Regions from separate parts of the Homo sapiens genome. Here region 1 is linked to region 2. Evidence: chromatin loops called from intact Hi-C (ENCODE). Cell type or tissue: Calu3. All regions are shown on one strand. Each heading gives the region's core, and the rest is flanking DNA. Links, peaks and the distances in the headings are about the cores only.

The links. Peaks named below come from ENCODE experiments on the same cell type or tissue, not always from the same donor. Only the 100,000 strongest peaks of a DNase experiment are listed, where the experiment ranks them.
Region 1: a loop joins it to region 2, with 2.5 times the contacts of the local background. A loop is called at or near these places in 2 of 110 quality-filtered maps.

The regions. Positions count from the first base shown.
Region 1 is chr1:74,767,719-74,778,068 of GRCh38, reverse strand. No RefSeq gene overlaps it. Among named protein-coding and RNA genes, the nearest start is that of TYW3, 40 kb to the right of the region's middle. In Calu3, for the core only: a CTCF peak has its summit at 5,910 (motif pointing left); a DNase peak (open chromatin) is centred at 5,958.
Region 2 is chr1:74,958,507-74,968,856 of GRCh38, reverse strand. No RefSeq gene overlaps it. Among named protein-coding and RNA genes, the nearest start is that of LHX8-AS1, 170 kb to the left of the region's middle. In Calu3, for the core only: no CTCF peak of the experiment used is centred there; a DNase peak (open chromatin) is centred at 4,186.

The sequences.
Region 1 (10,350 bases), core at 1,345-9,344, 190 kb after region 2:
GCCATGTCACATGTTTCAATGTGGTCAAAATTAAGGGTCTCCAAAGAAGAAAGGAGGAAGAGGAGCTGTGAATTCTTTTGCACAATTTACCTATAATACACCCAAATAAGTTTGGGTGATTCTCTCTGAGTACCACTGTTTGGAAAGGATTTTGACCTTTCAGAGAATTGGACTTCACAAAAAATAATACCTTTAAATGCTTCACTGAGTTTGTTTTTCTTTCAGTGTTGATGAATTTGGCTCAGATAATGCTTTTGTTACTGAAAATATTGTAATATACAGTCATTATCTACAACCTTACTTTTTAGCTTCTAACTTAGAATGCGTATGTGCATATGTACATATATTTGAAAGATATATATAGCCAAGCATTTCATTAATATTTTAAAATGAGGCTCCTTTTACATAGATGCTATTTTGGGGATTCAGCCTCTTTATTATTGTACAAATGAGAAAACAGAGGCTACAGTAAGGTAGTAATTTCCTAAAAGTCACACAGCTAGCCAATGACAGAGATTAAAATAGAACTTGGTTGACCTTATCTGACTACCATACCTTTTGTATTATATGTTACTTTTTCAAAATCATTCTTTCAAATGGCTTTAAATTATGCATTTTTAGGAACGTGGCATATTAGCCTCATGTAGTAAAGGCATCAGTGATTTTTGGTAATAGAATATGCTTGACATCAACATGCAACTTTAAGCCTGAAGTGTGAGCAGTAATATTGTTCCTCGTGTTTTGCCACTTTCCGTTATCTTTATAATAAAACCTATCTGTAATTTAGAACCGTTTTGTCCTCAGATCTGAGAATGTTAAATGTCACCTATTGAAAATATGCCTCATTCTCTTTTATTTCCAAAATTAAAACAAGCTAATTAAAACTGAATAGACAATTAGCAGAACCAAAACACAGTATTGGTCATTCATTTCCCTTTTATAGGTAGGTAACCAATGACAGAATTTGGTAAGCAGAATGCAGGCCTCTGCTGCAGCTGTAGCTATACACGGGCCAATTGTCATGTCTGCAAAATCAGGCTGTAATTCTGATTCTAAGTTAGAAAAAGGGCAATTCTCTATCATTTGCATCAATGTAAGCTTAATAAACATTTTTATCACTTATTCATTTTTAGTAGAAAAAATAACTTTCTTTGGTATTTTCCATATGTTAGGATATGCTAGATATGGAAAACATATCTAGTTTTTGAATCAAAGAAAATATTTTGATTTTAGATTGAAAAGGTTAAACATAATATACCACACTTTCTGAAGCACAGCCGATTTTAAGCAGATCTAAAAAAATAGATTTAAAGAAACAAATAAAACTCTCTTTATTTATGTGTGCAACTCGAATAACAAGGCTAAATTTTTCAGATATGCAGAAATGATTTATAGCTTGCAATTACCCACTCCATTCAATATAAACAGGATCATAATTCATATTACATAATCTAGAGCTCATTTGAAAATACATAATGCTATTCTGTAAAAAATAGTTTCTTATGTCATCTTGCATGTCTAGCGCCATGCCCTTAAAGTGATTTTTTAAAAAGAAATAAGTAATTTATATTATTAAGTCCCAGAGAGGAAAATCAAAGAACTTTTAAGAAACGGCTTGAAATTTTAAAAACGTTTAAGGGTAGAAAATCTGAGCTATAATAGAATGTGTTTATTTTGTTATGGAAAGAACAAAGTTCTACTCTAACAGATGCGTGTGCTATACTTCACAGCAGTTTGAAAATTAGAGAAAAATAAGTAAGACTTCCATTGTAACTCAAGACAATCAGAATGTAAAGGCTTGAAGAAAAGGGCCAAGCAAACCCCAAAAGATGACAAAATAGTAAGTAGCAACCAGAGGCAAAATGTGAGATGAAACATGATGCCTTCAGGAGTGGAACCTGAACATTTTAGTAGAATTAACAAAAATGAGCTCAAGAAAAGAAACCCAAAGCACTTCTTGGTTTTACTTTTGAAAAGTAGACACTGTAACAGAATCTGTTCACACTTTAACTAGGGGAAAAATTAGGAATCCTAGCCCAGGAAAATGTTTCTCCAGGATAATATTTTTCTAGGAAATGTCATATTCCTACTCTCTTCTTTTATTAAAACTAAATATCATACACTGTTGCCACAAGCTGAAATGACCCCTAGTGTTAGGAAATAGATTCCTTACAGTGAATCACAGGCACCAAATATCATCGATAGATACAATAATGTTAGCACACATTTTGTCTGTGCCTGTAATATAATAGGCTGCTTTAGTCAATACAAAAAGACACAATCAAAGCGTATGACAAAGGAAATCACTGTCCTTTTGCCCATTAAATAAAAGAATATCTAATCCTCAGAGCCACTCAAGCAATTTGAGATTCTTGTCATCCAGAAAGGACTTTGTTTTCATTATACAATATATATTTATAGCCATGAGTTATAGCAGATGTAGCTACAAGAAGGAAAAAGGAAAGATTTTTTAATAAAAATTCTGATAGCATCATCAAGGATAATGTGTGGAAGAATTTCAAAACAAGTTTCTTGAGTAATAAAGTTACTTATATATGGGAAATCCTAGCTTTTATGGTTAAATGGAAAAGTACTCAAGCTGTTTTAGCTGTGCAAATCATTAGCTACATCATAAGGAGACTCTAAAACTTAAGTATTTAAAAGTACTGTCTCATTAAACCTATACAAATGAATTCTATGGTAGCCACTTAATTTTTATATCTTAAAGAGCAAACTTTGAGATAGAAATATAATATTAAGGAATACAATTCCCACAGGGTATCAAAGAAGTACAACATGTACATTGTATACAGATCTCTTTACTAAGAAAAATATTGCTGAAAGAGGATTGCATTACAATTCAATAATTAATAAATAAACTCTACTATGATTCTTTTTGTATTTGTGTCATATAACCAAAGCTAGTAAATACCAATCAGTGTGGTTTATAGAAGCAAGGAGGGATTAAGACAAAAATTAACAAAAAACCTTCACTGATTATAATTAATGCAAAATGAAACATTAAAATACAAAATACAGGCATATACTTAAGCTTTTTAGAAAGTATCAGTCATAAATGAGACATATACTTATGTTAAAAATAAGAGGTTTTCTTTGCACTGCATTATTTATAAATGAAAAATAGAAAGAAATGAGAGTAAGAACTAATAATTTATAGATTTATGATACAGGTTAAAAAATAAAAATTACTTACCTAACATCCAAGAACAATGTAATTACATTCAGAAAATAAATAATACTACATACATATGCATATTAGAAATACAGAAAGCCACTTTCAAATACATGTTTTGAACTCTGCTCTGAGATTAATTTGAAAGCTTTCCTGGAAAAAAAAAAAATACCAACCTTCTTATGTGCTTATTGCTACCGGAGTAATTATCTAAGAAGAATATGCCATGATGATAAACTTCATTACTCAATAACATTAGTAAACATTAAAATATTTAAAGAATACTGTACTGCATTATGGTTTATTCTATTTAAATCTCACAATTATAGCAGTCTTTTCTAACTTGTATTGCTCTATGGAATGAATTGCTGGGATTTGATAATCTCCTGCTAATGCAAGCTGATATTACAGTCATATGACCTAATTAAACATTAGGATTCATATTTTAAATATATAATTACCAGAGTGTCATTTTTTTAAAATGTAATTACTGGTTTCTACTTTAATCGCAAAAATTGGTGTTCGTGTCAACAGACTAAGGAAAGTTTTCTGAAAAATGTCTTTTTTCTCTGATTGTAAAGAAACAATGAAAAATCTCAGTGTCAAAAACCATTATTAATATTATTTTCATGAAATAAATTCCCTTGTTTTTTATCATTGTGGAAATTTCTACTTCCAGGATTATATTACATGTCATTTCTTATTGTCACTTAAAATTCATTCATCTTTTCTTGTGGAAGTATATTTTCATTTTTGGCATTTAAGAAATTCACCTAACAATGCTAGCATGATATATAAGTGAAGAAACAAATTTCCATTATTTTAAAACAAAACAGACTCAAAGATTTGGGGCTTTGGGGAAGAATTTTTCATTTCTGAATTGCACAAAATCATTCATAATTATATCTTAGTGATTTCAATATCACAAATCCCTTCTGATTAGCCCTCTTAAAAAAAGAGACAAACCCGCTTCAGAATTGTTTAGCCCTGTTGGAAGCCCTGTCTTAGAGAATGACAGATTATGTAATTAAATTGAATCATGTATTTTCCATAGAAAGAAGGCATGATACTGGAACTGATGCAAGCTATATGCTCATTTCTATATTTAGACGCTCAACATCAACAGGTCAGCCCACTGACCAACCAACCAAGTTAAGGGATCATATGTAGCTTTTCCATTTAAAAAATATGGAAAGGCAGAAAAAGAAAGTGACTATAGAAATAGCTGATGAAATGTAACCCTTTTAAATAACCATTCTTCATCCCTTGAGTGAAAGAATGTCCCCACAAATAATATTTTCCCATTTAGGAGATTGATTTACTAACAGTGCAATATAGAAGTCTGGGGAAGCAGTTAAGTTTAGCATCAAAAATGGAGATCCAGGCAAGAAAGCAAAAACGCTAAGTTCACGGAGGAACACATGCCAAATACCTCCAAAAGTTTGTAAGTGAAAATACAAATGCGATATTTAAGAAAAATCCTGCTTTGTTTTTCAAATAAAAAGTGCAAACTAGAGATTACAAGGATAAACCAGATGTTACTGGGACTAAATCTAACACACACTAGCAGTAGCAAGGCAACAAATCACTAAAGGTTTCTCAGCATTTGGTTATTTTTATCTTTGCATGCAGGACAAGATTTCTTATCAGACTTTACTTCCAGAGTCTCTTAATTTATTTCTACTTTTCTGCCACCAACCACAATTGTAGTCCTAAGTACTCAGCTGTGCTGTATTTCGAAATCCTCAGCAGTGTCCTCTAAACTGAAAGTGTATATTCCATTTTACTTACACAATCACAAAGAGAAATCAGTGTCACAAAATCCCTTAAAATTAAGGGATCAAAAATAATTTATCAATAGTTGTACAAAATCCAGAATAAGTTGTCATTAGGCATGAATTACTACCAATCTTAGAATGATTGTTTTAAACTGGAAGCAATGGATTATTTAGAGACTTGGTGGCTAAATGTAGGTAGTTAAATATTGTAACTATTTGTTGTTCAAGTATTGAACATTACAGTTAACATAAAGAATAAACGGGACTGCATGAGGAATGGAAATATTAAAAGTATAAATGCAAACAGTTTGACACAAAAATCTATAATCCTAATAAATTTAACTGTAATTGTTTACTTTTTTCAGACCATGGGTAGATTTAATACAGATACACTGAGAGAACAATTTCCTTAGAGACCTATACACAAATAAATAAGCCCTGTCTAGTGTGTATAGGCGTCTAAGGAAATTGGCTAGAATAGGATAAATAGGATTTATCCCTTGAATTTGTACAAAATGATGTTGATTATGAATTCCTTACATATATACATGATGTGTGAATAATGTAATTAAAGATACGAAGTTTTTTTTAATGATTTCACAATTTTAACTAAATGCAGGTTTTAGACTGAAACAGCCTAAAGATTCGAAGTAAATTCTTGTTCCCAATATTTCTTTCATTTTACTCTTTAGAAATAACATAATTTTAATGGCATACTTTAATAACAAAGGTGAAAACTTCTGGATAGCTTTTGCTATTAAAATACCGTATGACCGAATTATCCTTTGATATTAGATAATTTAATTTATTAGAAGGATAAGCAGAAATTATGTTTTCCTAATGTTATTATTTCTCAAAAATAAAACTATCAAAATATTATAGAATTGTTTTTATAAAAAAAACAACAACAAACGAAAACCTACTCTGTCTTATACGAAGCTCAAACTACTGTTTCCACTGCGTGTAGTACTCTGCCACCTGGTGGATAATTGTGAAAAATCAGACAATGTGAGCATTTGGTTTCTCCTTTTTCCTTCTTTACCCACCGTTTCATAGAACCTATGAATTAAACTTCAATTTGACAATATGCCTATTGCTGTGGGAGACAGTGGCTGTAGGAGAGACTGGTTAGTCTACATGACTTATACATTTGCTTTTGCCTCATTTCAAAGCATCATTAAAAATTAGCCACAAAGATAAACAGGTTTGAATAATTTATTGGCAATTGTTAAGTATAATGAAATTAGCCAATATTTCTTGATCTCTGCAAAGTTATTTTCTCCAAAGAGTTAAGGACAGTTTATTTAAGTCTTATGATGTCACAGAAAATAGGTGGGAGTTGATATGAAAAGCTGAGGAATAAAAAAATTCATTAAATGAATATAATGAGACAGTATTTCAGTATATTAATATGAACATTCCCGCTGCTATATCACAGAGAAATGAACTTAGTAGACAGTTTTATATGTCATTTCTGTCAACACATCTCATGGACGATGTAAACTATAAGATCTAACCTTTGAATAATGATTATTTACTGATTATTATAGACTGATGAATAATTCTGTAATTTAAAAAGAGAAAATGCTGTCATGAACACACTTATTGCTTAGGAACTTTGTTTCTAAATGCCAGTCCCCACCGAAACGAATTGGGGTTCTTTGGCTGATTCTATGACTGGGGGAGATGAATGTACAAGATGAGCCTGGAAGGCCTCCTTGTGCAAGATAATGAGGAGATGCTCAAACACTGAAAGAGATACGTTAAAAGTAGACAGGGGTCAACTTGAATGGACTCCCACTGGTCAAATCTGGAATAATATGAACATTAAAATAAATAATGATAGCAATGGATTATAACCTTTTGAATCAAACAAGAATCCATGAGTTCATATGTGGGGAGAGTGTGTGAAAGCAAAGCTGTCTTTTAAAGTTGAATGCCAATTAATAAATGTAGAAGGAATAATGGAGGTAACAAATCATTATTTTGCAATCATAGTAATAACTTATTTGGAGAGGAATAATCAACAGATGCTGAAATTAGTGGGTAAAAGTTGGATAAAAATAGGTTATTTACATATTCTCAAAGTAGAGCATCCTTAAAATTTCTTATTAATTACAAAAGGGAAAATTACCATTAAACCTAGCAGACACCACATTAGCCAAGAGATCAAAGTTAACATAACCAATAATGGGACAAACTGAAATCCTGTACCCACTGAAGTCATGCTTTGACAAGAACACATCACTTATATAATATTCTTGCTCCAAATGCATAGTTTGAACCTAGTTAAAAATGAATATTAAAAATATAAATCGATGGCTATTAAATTTTCCTGTATTCTTCAAGCCTGTCAATGTTATCAAAGGCAGAGGCTTATAACCAATTATGTACTATTAAACAAGATTAAAGAAATATGAAACAAAATGCAATTCAGTTTATCCTACAAAGAATATCATTGGGACAAATGATGACATTTGGATAAGTTTTGCAGATTATATAATTATGTTGTATAACTGTTAGATTTCCTGATTTTATAATTTTTCTGAGATTATATGAGACTTTCCTGGTTCTAAAGAAATATACATTGAAATATTTAAGAGTGAAGAGTAAAATATATTTAACTTACTCTCAAAAGTTTGTATATTTATATGAGATTATTCATATGTACTGTATGTCTGTATATGAGAGAGAGAGAGAGAATGGTCACTCTGGGTAAAGTATATTCAGGAATTCTTAGTGCTATTATAACTTATTTGTAGATCTGAAGTTATTTCAAAATAAAAAGGCTTTCAAAAGGCTTGGTGTGAAAAAAGAAAGACAAGACCTATCATGTTTAGTCACAAGGTATATCTTGGAATACTAACATCTGGAAATTTGGATATTTTGTGAGATATAAAGAATAGTATTATGCATGTGTTTAGTGGCTTCTAAGCATCTTTTTTTTAACTTCAGTCATTTAACTTTATCAATTTCAAGATTCCTTCAAGAATTGAATAGTAATATAATTTGGTTAGGGATTTTGTCATTTGCTTATAAAATAATGAATTACATAATACTCATGAACTCTCCCAGCTACAATGCATTTATAAACCAGAATAGAAAGTAGTTGTTAAAAAAACAACAACGTCCAAGATGCTGGGGATATAAAAATATTGGAAAAACAGCTTTGTCCCTCAGTTAGTCAAAGTTTAATATGATGGTGGTGATGGATAGATATATATGTATGCAATTAATAGCTACCAAGAGATTTCTTGGTTTGTGTGGTTATGTAAGTATAAACAAAATGCTATGTATATATAGTACTGGGAAAGTGCTATGGAAAAACAGGAATGTAAGAAGTTAATTATGAAATGAGCTTTTAGGAAAGCTTCTCAAAAGAGTTAACATTTGAGCTGAGCCCTGATTGATGAGTAAAATTTAAAGAGCACTAAAGATCCTAGGCAAGTGCCAATACAAACAAAATCTTTAATAATGTTACTAGAAGGAAAGCTCTATGAAGGCAGAGTCCTTGTCCTGTTGCATGTGACTGACATATAGTGGGTGCTCAAAAAATATTTGTCATGTAAATGAATAAATAATAAAAATGGCATGTAAACAATCTGGTTATTGAGAAATAGTTCACTTTCTTCTTGCATGGTTTAGATTTGGTGGTGGTGAGGACATTCTTTTCAATTATCCTTGGAATAGCTAAAGAACATAGATCATTTCTATAATATACAAGTGTATGAAAGGTTTGTGTAAATATAATTTATTGAAATATCTGGGAAAAGGTATATAGAAAGAAATAATTATTAGAACCTTTAAATAATCTGCCTCTGATTTGAAAATGAACCAAAAAGAACTAGAAATAATTAAATATAATCTTTGAAATGTAAAACTCAATGGACTATCTAGGCAGTAGATTAGACACAGTTGAAGAGGGTATGAGTTAACTAAACAATAACCCGAGTGAATGACACAGAATGACACACATAGAGATGAAGAGAAGCTGGTGAAGGGGGATGAAAAGATTAGACAATATGGAGAATAGGCCCATAAGTAGGTATAATATAGGACTAATAGACTAATAGTTACAGGAGAGAACAGAATTGAAGAGAGATGAAGAGAGGCATGAAATATGGATTTTAGTCAAGAAACATCAATCTTGGCTTATCAATTGTAACAAAAAGTCCCACACTAATGTAAGATGTAGGATATATAAGATAAAGGATATCATGTGTGGGCAGATGAAGTGGGTACATGGGAACTATCTGAACTTTTTCTCTCAATTTTTCTGTAAACCTAAAACTGTTCCAAAAAATGTTATTAAAATAGATGAATAAATAAATAAAATTTGCAATGAGTTAAAGTTATAGTTTAAATTCAACCACATTAAAGGCAAAACCAAAAAGGGCTCATAAATTCTTGCTTGGCAAGAATAGAATGCATAAAAACCCAGGACATTAAAGGACTGTTAAGTTTAAAAACATTAGCATTTGTGAATATTAAAATCCTATTGCATTAGAGAAGCGTGAATGTTGACAGAAGCCCAGTAGAGTATGGAAAGAAGAGGCTTGAAGGTCAAAGCCCATTTTTAAAAGCCAAAAATCATAACTAAAAAATAGTCACTATTATACACCTTATATGGGAGTGTAATATTTACTCCCCGCAACTCCAGTCAAATTAAAGCCTGCTCAAGGAGCCATCTATAAGAATAAAGATGGTGATCATTTTTCATGGCTCTTCAACACTTAACCCAGCAAATCATATAACTCATCTCAAAATGGAGAAAGCCCTTGTTTTCAAAACGTGGTGCTCATCACTGCCTTTGCTCACATTTGAAATCAAGTGGCTCTGAAAAGGACTACGGTTTACTCCATCTAAGGGTAGCCACTGAGATCTTTGCCCTAGCTTCCAAAACATCCACCCTTGCAGGCTTCCAAACAGCTACCCATTGTCCTGGAACCCAAGGGCGCCACATGTGAGCAGGAGTCAAGTCCTGGCACATCACAGAATCTGCAGCACTCTGCCTCTTTCTCAATGTGGGGAGGAGGGTTAAACACCCAGTTGAGTGGGAAGGCACCCATTTCCCTTAAAGCACCAAGCCTCACGTATGTGCAACCTGTGCAGCTTGCATAGGGCCCCGTGCTTAGATGTACCTGTACGTGATTTAGTGCTCCGCTGTTGCCATCTTGTAATTCTTAAACCTTTTTTAAGGGTCCCACATTTTCATTTTGCACTGTCCTTTGAAAATTATATAGCTGATCCTGCTCCCATCTCTTATTTATTATATAATATACTAACATAATAATAGACTTTAATTCTCCCCAAAGATCTAACCAAAGTTTGCCAATGCTGGTGCCCACAGGGACCAAACAATGTGTAAATGATTGAAGC
Region 2 (10,350 bases), core at 1,174-9,173:
CTTTGTAGGGTACCTAATGAACTCAAGGAAATGTGTAATTATATCTAAATGATACTGTACTCCTGTGAGGTAGAAAAATAATATTAATAAATTTATTAATTTGAACTTTTCTGGTCAAATATTTATTAAGTGCTATTGTTTGTTAGGCACTATTCTAGGATGTAGAGTTATAGCAGTGAGGAATATAGACATAGTTTCTGGAGTTGACCTGCTAGGATATTTTCAGTTTATAAATAGGAAAGATGGAGAAGGAGCCCACTTAAGGAGCATTGATTTTGACCTCAGTTAATATGTAATTCCTACGTTATATCACAAATGAGATTTATCATCATCTTTTAGTCAATTTTTTTCTCTTAGTCCCAGTCAGTAATAAGATTTTTTTTCCCTTCAGCTGTACCCGGAAGTTCCAGTGATATAAAACTATTTTGAGTTTTCAACCATCATAAGGAACTGTGACTGAGGTTTGAGCCAATTATAACTCTGGGACCACTTAACATAATATTAAAAGATAGATTACATTTTTTCCTCTCTTGAGGAAGCAATATTGATGAAATATAGTTAGTACTACAGGGAGAGACAAAGTTCACCATTTTTGTGCTAAAAAGATCTACCTTATCCTTGTCCCTAGGAAAAGGCTTGGCAGGAGGGTAGAATTATATTTTCTGTGTTTCTGCACTATTTGGTGCCACTAGGGTGAGCTTGTTCCACCTCCTGGAATGGTGGGAATGAGGTACAATCCAAATTGCTGCTAAATCACTTTGTTTAGTGCCTGTGGGTGGATTGACTTAAGCCAAAAGGTGGTTGACAACCACCAAAGAGATTTTCCTCTATATGTTGCCAATACCTTTCCTTCCCTCTATTTTCTTTCATTTTCTTTGTTACTTTCATCCTTTTTCTCTTTTTCACATTTACTTTCCCTTCACTTCTGATGCCAAGTCGCTTAGTTTGTTGGAGTTTTGCTGTTGTATGAGGTTTAATCATGTCCTCAGGAAGAGGGATAATTATTAAACTACTGGAAATTTAATGATGGGTATTTATTCCCCAACTTTAGTCATTTTGGTGTCTGAGGTTTGGCATGCCAGTCAGTGGAAGCCAAAGTAGATAAATGTCATCAAACCACACGTGATTTTCCAGTGATTTACGTGTGTTTGTTGTAGTCCAGATGGGCAATTACTGATGCCCTGCTTTGTCCTTTATTCGCAAGCTCCTCTTGGTCAAAATGACAAGTCCAGCTCTCCACGGTGGTGGAAAACAGGTGTCCGTTTATCTCAGTATGAAGTCACCTCTTCCTTACAGTGTGTGTTCTTCTCTAACAGTTATCCTTTGGGGTGTTTTGTTAAGTCACAGGTCCCTGGGCTCTTTTTTTTTTTTTAATTATAAAAGTTGAAGTAAAAAGTTTTCTTTCTCTCTAACTTAAGAACTCCAGTTATCACCAAAAAAGTTGGACTTATTTTTCCCAATGCACTAATGTTATCCTTCTAACGTAATACATATTTGCTTACCTGTTATGTTTATTTTTACTGTTTGTCTGCTACAACTAGGGTTTATGAGGCACAAGGCAGGACCTTGTCCTCTTTGATTCATGAATATATTGTGTTTAAAACAGTGCCTGACACATATTAGGCACTTTTAATATTTGCTGAATAAATGGTACTAAGTCCTCAGTAGAAGATTTGCCTGGAATGACTCTTCTTTTTTTTTGAGATGGAGTCTCGCTCTGTTGCCCATGCTGGAGTGCAGTGGCACCATCTCGGCTCACTGCAAGCTCCGCCTCCCGGGTTCACGCCATTCTCCTGCCTCAGCCTCCCGAGTAGCTGGGAATACAGGTGCCCACCACCATGCCTGGCTAATTTTTTTGTATTTTTAGTAGAGACAGGGTTTCACCGTGTTAGCCAGGATGGTCTCGATCTCCTGACCTCGTGATCCACCCGCCTCGGCCTCCCAAAGTGCTGGGATTACAGGTGTGAGACACCGCACCCGGCCTGGAATGACTATTCTTATAAATGAGAGAGACCTGCGTTAAATCTTCCCTTTACCTCTCTAACCTTAGCAAATATTTTAATATTATTTTGAAATATCCATTTCTTTATCGATATAATGGGAATTTTTTTGAAGAATAAGATTAAATGGGATTAACTAAACGAAATAATGCATAGAAAACTATTTGACACAGTACTTGGCATATATGGGCAATGCTCAAGAACTGTCTAACTGTTAAGAACGTGTCTCCCTTCAGTTAATGTTCATTTGTGAGAAACATAGGACTATATTTATAAAGACAATTTTTTGATGATCTTTGTTTTGGAATATAAATTTAATGAGGATACAAAATTTTTCGTGTTTTTTTCTTCCCTGATGTATCTCAACAGCTAGAATGATGGTAGGCACATAATAGGCACTGAATAAATGCTTGTTGAGTGAATTATTAAATGTTCAAGATGATGATTAGCTCCAGTAGCCTAGCCTTCAGATCCCCAGTAGTAAGCAGTCAAATTAGTGGCAGAGATTTAATAATCCCATCCTAAAAGTGCCTCAGTTGCTTCATTGTGTGGAATGAAAGAATACAGAGAAAGGTTTTGAGAACTGAAAGTTAAGGGGGAAGGGGGCAGAAATTATCTAGAAGTTCAGGCCATGCAGAATTATTTTCAAAAATTCAGAGTCAAATGAACTTTTTATTTTCTTCTTATCTCAATTGACTGTCTATTTATCATGGATCCATGATAAATAATTTCACTTTCTATTCTATAGCTTTTGTTCAAAAGCTATTTAATTTAATGTTGGCTTTTTCTAGGTAAATGTCTTAGTGGTAGGTATGTAGGTTTTAGAAGAAAAGGTATTATAGCCTCACAGATAAACATACTATTCTGGTCACTGCTGCAAGCCTGGATGCTGAAAATACCACAGTCTAAAAGGGATGTTGAAATGTAGGTCTTCTAAGAATGTAAAACAAAGCAAATAAATTCCTTGATCTGTTTCTCACCCTGCTAGCTCAAGTTATTCTCCTAAGAATAACTTCACTCCTCTGACTAATCCTCTATTGTATTTTTTAAAATACAATCTAAGGGAGTCTTCAATATTCTGTTTGTAAGCAAACATTTACTAGAGACCCTCTATGGCTACTTAAAAAAAAGTCTCTTGTTAAAACATTTGATAGAGTCACCAACAAAATTTCTCAAAAGAATCTGCATAAAACAATCCATGGCCATATAATTTTGACATTTTCATGTATTTTTAAAGTTCAGTTTTTTTAACTCTAAACAAATACGATTCCTTTTCATTAAATTTTAGCAATCAGAACTGTTGCTATTGCTATTCTTAATGATAAGCATATTGAATGCAGACTACTATTTGTTTTTATTTTCTGTATATATTATTTTAGAGGGTAAAAAATTTTACATGGTTTTTGCAACTGCTGAGATTAAGGTCTGAAACTTTTTCAAAAATAAAGATTCTGAATAGTTTAGATTAGAAAATACGTTCACAACTGCAATGCAAGACAGTGAAAATGCTTGCAGATAACTTTGAGAGTACTGTGTCCATATCATGTGGGTAAATTGGGAATAAGGTTTATATCACCTTAAGATTACCAGTATTTTAAGTAAATTTATGAAAATTCATTTTTTATATGTGTAGAAAGAACAATTTCACCAAAATCTGTTAATTCAGTTTAAACCAGCTCTCAAAAAAAAAAAAAAAAATCAAGCCCCCAACCGTTTTCTTACATTCATATTTTGAGGGTTTTTTTGGGCCAAATATATTTACTTTTAATAAGAAAGTAGAGAGTGTCTTCCAGAAATTATTAAGATATAGAACAGGAACGGACACAAAGTGTAGAAATGACAAAATTACACTATGAACATATGACGGTGTATGTAGTTTCGAGGAATATAAATCCTGGGGGAGTTAGAGGCAATATGAGTGTAGCATGTGACTCAACCAAATCCCATCATCATTATTAGGAAGGGCAGTTGTCTTGAAGTCAGCTTCCTTTATCTTCTACATCGACGTAAAAGCAGACACAGTCTGGTGACAAGGAAAACAGATTTGTACTTACAAAGTTTGAAAGTTGTTTTTCAAAAAGGAGAACATATCAGCTTTTCTCCCCCCTTGCTCTATAAATAGCTCCTGGCAGGCAGAAACAACCCTGATTGCACGAGATGAAGGAGAACAAGCAGCAGGCTGTAGAGCAGAATCGATGGCACGGTGCCAAGAGCTTCATCAAATGAATAATAGCTTCCACTTGACAATCAGTAAAGTGCCTCTTCTCCTACGGATTTAGTTTTTAATGATGATTAGAGAGGATGGGCCCCTAAAATTTCTCTGGTAGAAATGACCTCCTATTAATTTCTATTCCTTGAAATGCTGAATTTCAAAGCTATTTTACAGCTGCAAAACCAAAGGCACTGACATAAAGGAACTATTATCTTTGTAATTGTAGCAACAAGTACTAAATTTGTCATTGATTAACAGAGACTTTTTAACTTCATGATCCTTTGTTGGTCGAGTCCCTATATGGAACTCTGCTGATTTACTTGCTTTGAAAGTCAAATGTTATATTTTAGATCCAACAGCTATCAGAATAATGTCCTTCGTTTTGATATAATAAATACTTCCTTATAATATCTTACATTGATTATTATGCAACAAAGGGTGAGGGAGTTTGAGTTTCTCATTATTTCTATACAGTGTTTTATTTTCTGCATAGGAAACAACAAATTTCTAGATAGATATGCTTAAAATACATATAGGAACACCACATTTATTAAGCAAAGAGCCTCGTCAGAATTTTTAAAATTCCCAACGCTTTTTATCTGTGTGTATATATGTGTGTGGTGTGTGTGTGTGTGTGTGTGTGTGTGTGTGTGTATGTATGTATGTATGTATGTAAAGAATACTTTCCAAGATAAATTTTATCTGTAAGATAGCCTTGTAAAGAGAAGAAGACATTCATATTGATATGGAGTGATGAGACTAGAGGCTTACTTTGTCAAATTAGGCCATTAGTTAGAAAGTAATGTCACAGGTATTAAAAATAATGCATAGTATGTCTCAAACTTGTAATATATGGCATTCTTTTTTTATAATAAAAGTTTTGGATACAAAGCACAAGACAGAAAAAAAACTTCTGGGTGAATTCAAGAGAAGACAATGGCACTTTACAGTGCTTTCTGTTTACTGTTCTTAATAATAATAAAAAAAGTATAATGAAATGTTTACTTCAACGGTTTTTAAATTTAGAATGGCTTTGAAAAACAACAGAGTCCATATTGTTGAATCTCATGTATTGTCATATCTAAGAGTTCATAAAAATTACAGAAATATTTAAAGCAGTTGAAAAGTTTGGAGGGAAATATTTATTAAGAATTCAACAGTTTTGCCAACCTCTAATTCAGGAGATTGCCCAGTATTAAGTTTAGCCAAAAGCTGCCTCCTTACATAGTTTAAGTTCAGCCTAAAGGTTTCTTTGTACATAGTGAATTGTAACCTACCTGGATGTGTACAGAGATTGGAAGTGCTCTTGTAACAAGTAGCCGAGTCTCAGCCAATCACAGCTGCTATACTTCAACCACTCACAGGCCGCCAACTGTTCAAATGAGCTGTAACCAATTCAGCTGTTTCTGTACCTCACTTACCATAGTTTTCTTTAATGTCACTTTTCTTTCTCTGTCTAGTTGCTCTGAACCTATTCTGCTTAGGGGGGCTGCCTGATTCACAAATTATTCTTTGCTGAATTAAACTCTGTTAAATGTAGTTTGTCTAAAGTTTTTCTTTTAATAACAGTGATGATCTTTGATGTTCATCTTCAGTGTTCCCCAACGAAATGAGAATGGAGTGAGTTCATAGCTTCATTTCTTCAGTTAAAGGACTTCCTTTAGTGTTAAAATATCCTTTGTTTTATGAAATAATATTATCGTGTTTTACTTTCCACTGTTTTTTACTTGATAAAATAAAACATTGACAATCATTTATCGGTTTCACCTTCACTTTAAAATTATTTGCCAGTGCCTGGGAATGGTGGCTCACATCTGTAATCCCAGTACTTTGTGAGGCTGAGGTGGAATGATCGCTTGAGCCCAGGAGTTTAAGATCAGCCTGGACAATATAGGGAGATCTTGTCATTACATAACATTTAAAAATTAGCCAGACATGGTGATGTGCACCTGTATTCCCAAGTATTGGGAGGCTGAGGTAAGAGGATCACTTGAGCCTGGGAGGTCCAGGCTGCAGTGAACTGTGATAGCACCACTGTACTCCAGCCTGGATGATAGAGGGAGACTCTGTCTCAGAAAAAAAAAAATTACTATCCCATGAAATCCAAAAGTCATGGATCTACTAGCCTAAGATAATTTATTTATTAGTTGGCAGGACTTTGCCTGTTATTATATAAGCTGGCACAAAAAGTCTATCATAGCTAACATCAACCAATTGTATGAGGAAGAAATATGAAAACAAATTAGCAAGCTATGACAACCAAAAGAAAAATAAAACCATCAAATACTGTTAGAATTAGGTCATACTTATTAGAAAACTCAATCAAGTATTAAAGCAATACAATAAAACTTTTAGGAACACAGTTCAATGTCAGGTCTTTAAAGAGAAGCTTGAACATGTTACTTTCTTTCCATGGCCACTAAAATCTATGTCACTTTTTCAGTGGATCCTGTGACTACATTATTGTTTAACTGTAGAGAATTTGAGATGAAAACAAACAAAAATATTCTAGCATTCCACTACTAGGGAATGATATATCCTTGTTGCTATATCACGAATTTCCTTATATATGAATGAAATAGTTTTGTACTTTATTATAATATGGCTATGCTATATGGTAGGTCTATAAAGCTAAAACTACTTTTTTTTTTTAGAAGGCAGGGTTTCCTTTGAAATATAACTTAATTCCTAGTATAAGTCACCCTGGTAATAGGTTACTCTGAGAGGAAACTAGAACTGCTGGAAAGAATTAAAAAATAGGTAAAGGGAAAGTTTGTGGAGAGGTAAGGGGAGTAGAATGGGCTAATACATGGAATGGTTGAGTCATAGGCTTTCTAAGAACAAGCCTGCTATCCTAGGACCACAACTTTTACTTTGTTAGATGGAACATTTCTATACCCTGTGCATTCTGTGTTTATTATTATTTTTGTTTTCTTCAACATATAACAAACACTTCTAAAGTTTCTGGCTTGGTTCAATTGCATGAAAGATGATAAAGAGGATTTCTTAAATCCACATGGTAGGAGGGAGGAGTGCACCCCGGGGGCCAGTGTGATGTGGGCACTGGGACCCAGAGTAAGAACTTCAAGAAGATCAAACATAGAGAAACAATCGTAGAGTCACAATACTTGATAAACTTCTCCCCAACACCTCAAAAATGTCCTTTCAGTACTGATTCTGATCCTGGAAGGATTTAGGCCAAATTGACTATGTAATTTGCAGGCCCAGGGCAAAATGAAACTTTGGAGCCACAGCCAGGGGCAGAGAAGTTAGTTTCCCCTACCCATAGGCATGTTGCCTAATTTACTGCAGATGGGCGTCCAGCACCAGGCCTTACTTGATACTTGAGTGGGATTGGGTGAGAGACCCCATGGAGTCACACACTGAATGCACTGCTGCTTTGACACCCAGAGGCACGGTGAGATGAATACCTAACCTGGACCTTTCCTGCACCCAGATCCCTGTGCAGAAGCAGGGAGAAAGGTTGGAGGAGAGAACTATGACCTCTTCCAGTCAATTTGAACTGGTAGCTACCTCAGGAAGAGGGTGGGAGCAGTGGCAAGTCACAGCTGGGAGAGTTTCAAGATGTCCATCCCAGAGCATTAAACCCCAGGTGGGGTCCTTCTGAATATGGAGCCCTGTGAGACTCTACTGGTTGCACATCCATGAAGCTGGTTGTGGTTATAGAATATATTTTATTAAAAAAGATACTGGGCATTTATAGCCACACTGTAGCCATGATCCTTTTTTCCCTGCTGTGGCCATGATCCTCTTTGCTCTAGACATTTTTTTTTGTTACTATAGTTGTTTGCTTTTTTTATCTATTTGCTCTAGTAGAGTGAATACATTAGTGCTTCTTCACCTGAAGCAAGGATTAGTTTTAGATTTCCTTTTTTCAAGACAAATGATGAACACTTGGCCATTTTCACTGTGGGGAACACAGATCCTGTGGAGCTTCTCTATTCCACAGGGTCTAGAAGGTGTCCTGTTAGCAAATCAAAGCACAGTTTTTTATAGTAAGGAATTGCCAAAATGAGATGCAAATAACAAGGCTAAATCCACTTTTGAAACTAAATTTATGAATTAATTCCCAATAGGAAATAAGTACAGGCATCCGTAGGGCTATCAGACTTGGAGGAAGTCAAGCAATTTTGGCTTACAGTATTAAGAACCTTTTAGAGAGCAGAAGAGTTGGCTGACCAAGAAAGAGACAGATCATGAAAAGATTCTGGTAAATGGTTGGAGTTTCAGTGATTCAAAGCTGAGCTCCACACTCAGTACTTTTTATTCTCTTAACCCTAAAGACATAGAGTCTACATGGAATAAAAAAGCAAGGCACTTATTTTACTAGCTATCTTTCTTTTTCATTTTTTTTCTGGTTATCCGCCTGTATTAGTCTGTCCTTGCTTGCTATAAAGAAATATTTCACTGAGTAATTTATAAAGAAAAGAGGTTTTTATTGGCTTACGGTTTTTCAGGCTGTACAGGAAGCATGATGGCATCTAGTTGGCTTCTGGGGAGACCTCAAGAAACTTACATCATGGCAGAAGGTGAAGGAGAAGCAAGCATGTCACCTGGACAGAGCAGAAGCAAAAGAAAGAGGGAGGAGGTGCCATACCTTTTAAACAACCAGATCTTGTGAGAGCTCATCCACTACCTCCAACATTGGGGATTACAATTCAACATGAGATTTGGGTGGAGACACAGATCCAAACCATATCACTTCCCCACCTCCTTTCCATTTCTTTTTTAGGCTTGCTAATTATAAACAGAGAAAGGTTCACTAGGAACATAGATTAGTACTTCTGAGCCTAGAGTGGAAAAGGAAGATAATACTAGGATCTAGTATTAAAATAAATCACATATTCAGAGAAGATGTAGACATAGTTTCCAGAAGATAAAATAACATTTAAAGTTCTTCCTTCATATCCTTCATATTCCTACCACCTCTACTCTCCGGTTAACTCCCTAGATTACAGACCTGTGAAAATTAATTTGAAAATTAATGTGAAATTAATTCTTACAGGATTCACAGGATTGTTATATAAGAAAAATACCTCAAAGAGTATACAAAGAAAACAATAATGCATATACTAAAGAAGGGCAGAGTTAATTTTGTAGCAAATTATTTGTATAAATTTTGTTTTATGATTATTTTTCTTAGACTTGGAGTGCAGAAGATTGAATTAGTTATACTTAGTATATAGCACACTGTCATCACTAGTGTATGCAATGACCCTTTTTTATTTTATTTTATTATTACTTTTATTTCATTATTATTTTCTGAGACAGGGTCTTGCTTTGTTGCCCAGGCTGGAGTGCACTGGTGCAATAATGGCTCACAGTAGCCTAGACTTCCTGAGCTCAAGTGATCCTTCCACCTCAACTTCCTGAGTAGGTGGGACCACAGGCATGGGCCACCACAACCAGCTAATTTATTTCATTTTTTGTAGAGACAGGTATCCCTGTGTTGCCCAGGCTGGTCTCGACTTCCTGGGCTCAATGATCCTAGTGCCTCAGCCTCCCAAAATGCTGGGATTACAGGTAAGCCACCATGCCCGCCCTCTTTGTCATTTTATTTATTTATTTTTCATTTTATCCTTATTCTTCAACCATTCTAATGTAGGGTCTTTTGTGTCTATTTTTGTGAAATAAATATTTATTTATTTATAAAATATGTTATTTAGGTAGACATGCATTTTTAATTTACATAATTATCTAGTGCTTTAAATCTCGTATTTCTTGTTTTATTCAGCACTATTTTTAGTATCTATATATCATATGCATTAGATATATTTTGCTTCTAATGGTTGCATTTTATTTACCTGTTCCATCAATGATAGAGACCTACAGTATCTCCATTTCCTGACTACCAGAAACATCCCTGTAATTCAGTCTTTTATGTATCTGCTTTGGGATCTTTGTAAGAATTTTTCTGGGATATCTATCCAGGAGTAGGATTGCTAGGCCAAAGGAAATATGTATACCTAATTTAATTAGGCTCTGCCAAGTTGCTTTCAAAAATGGTTGTGTATACCTTCCTACCAAAAGTATAAGAATATCCCTATAACGTTACATCACTATCAATTTCTAGCATTACTCAATATTGGACAATTTAATGGGTGTGATATATTATTT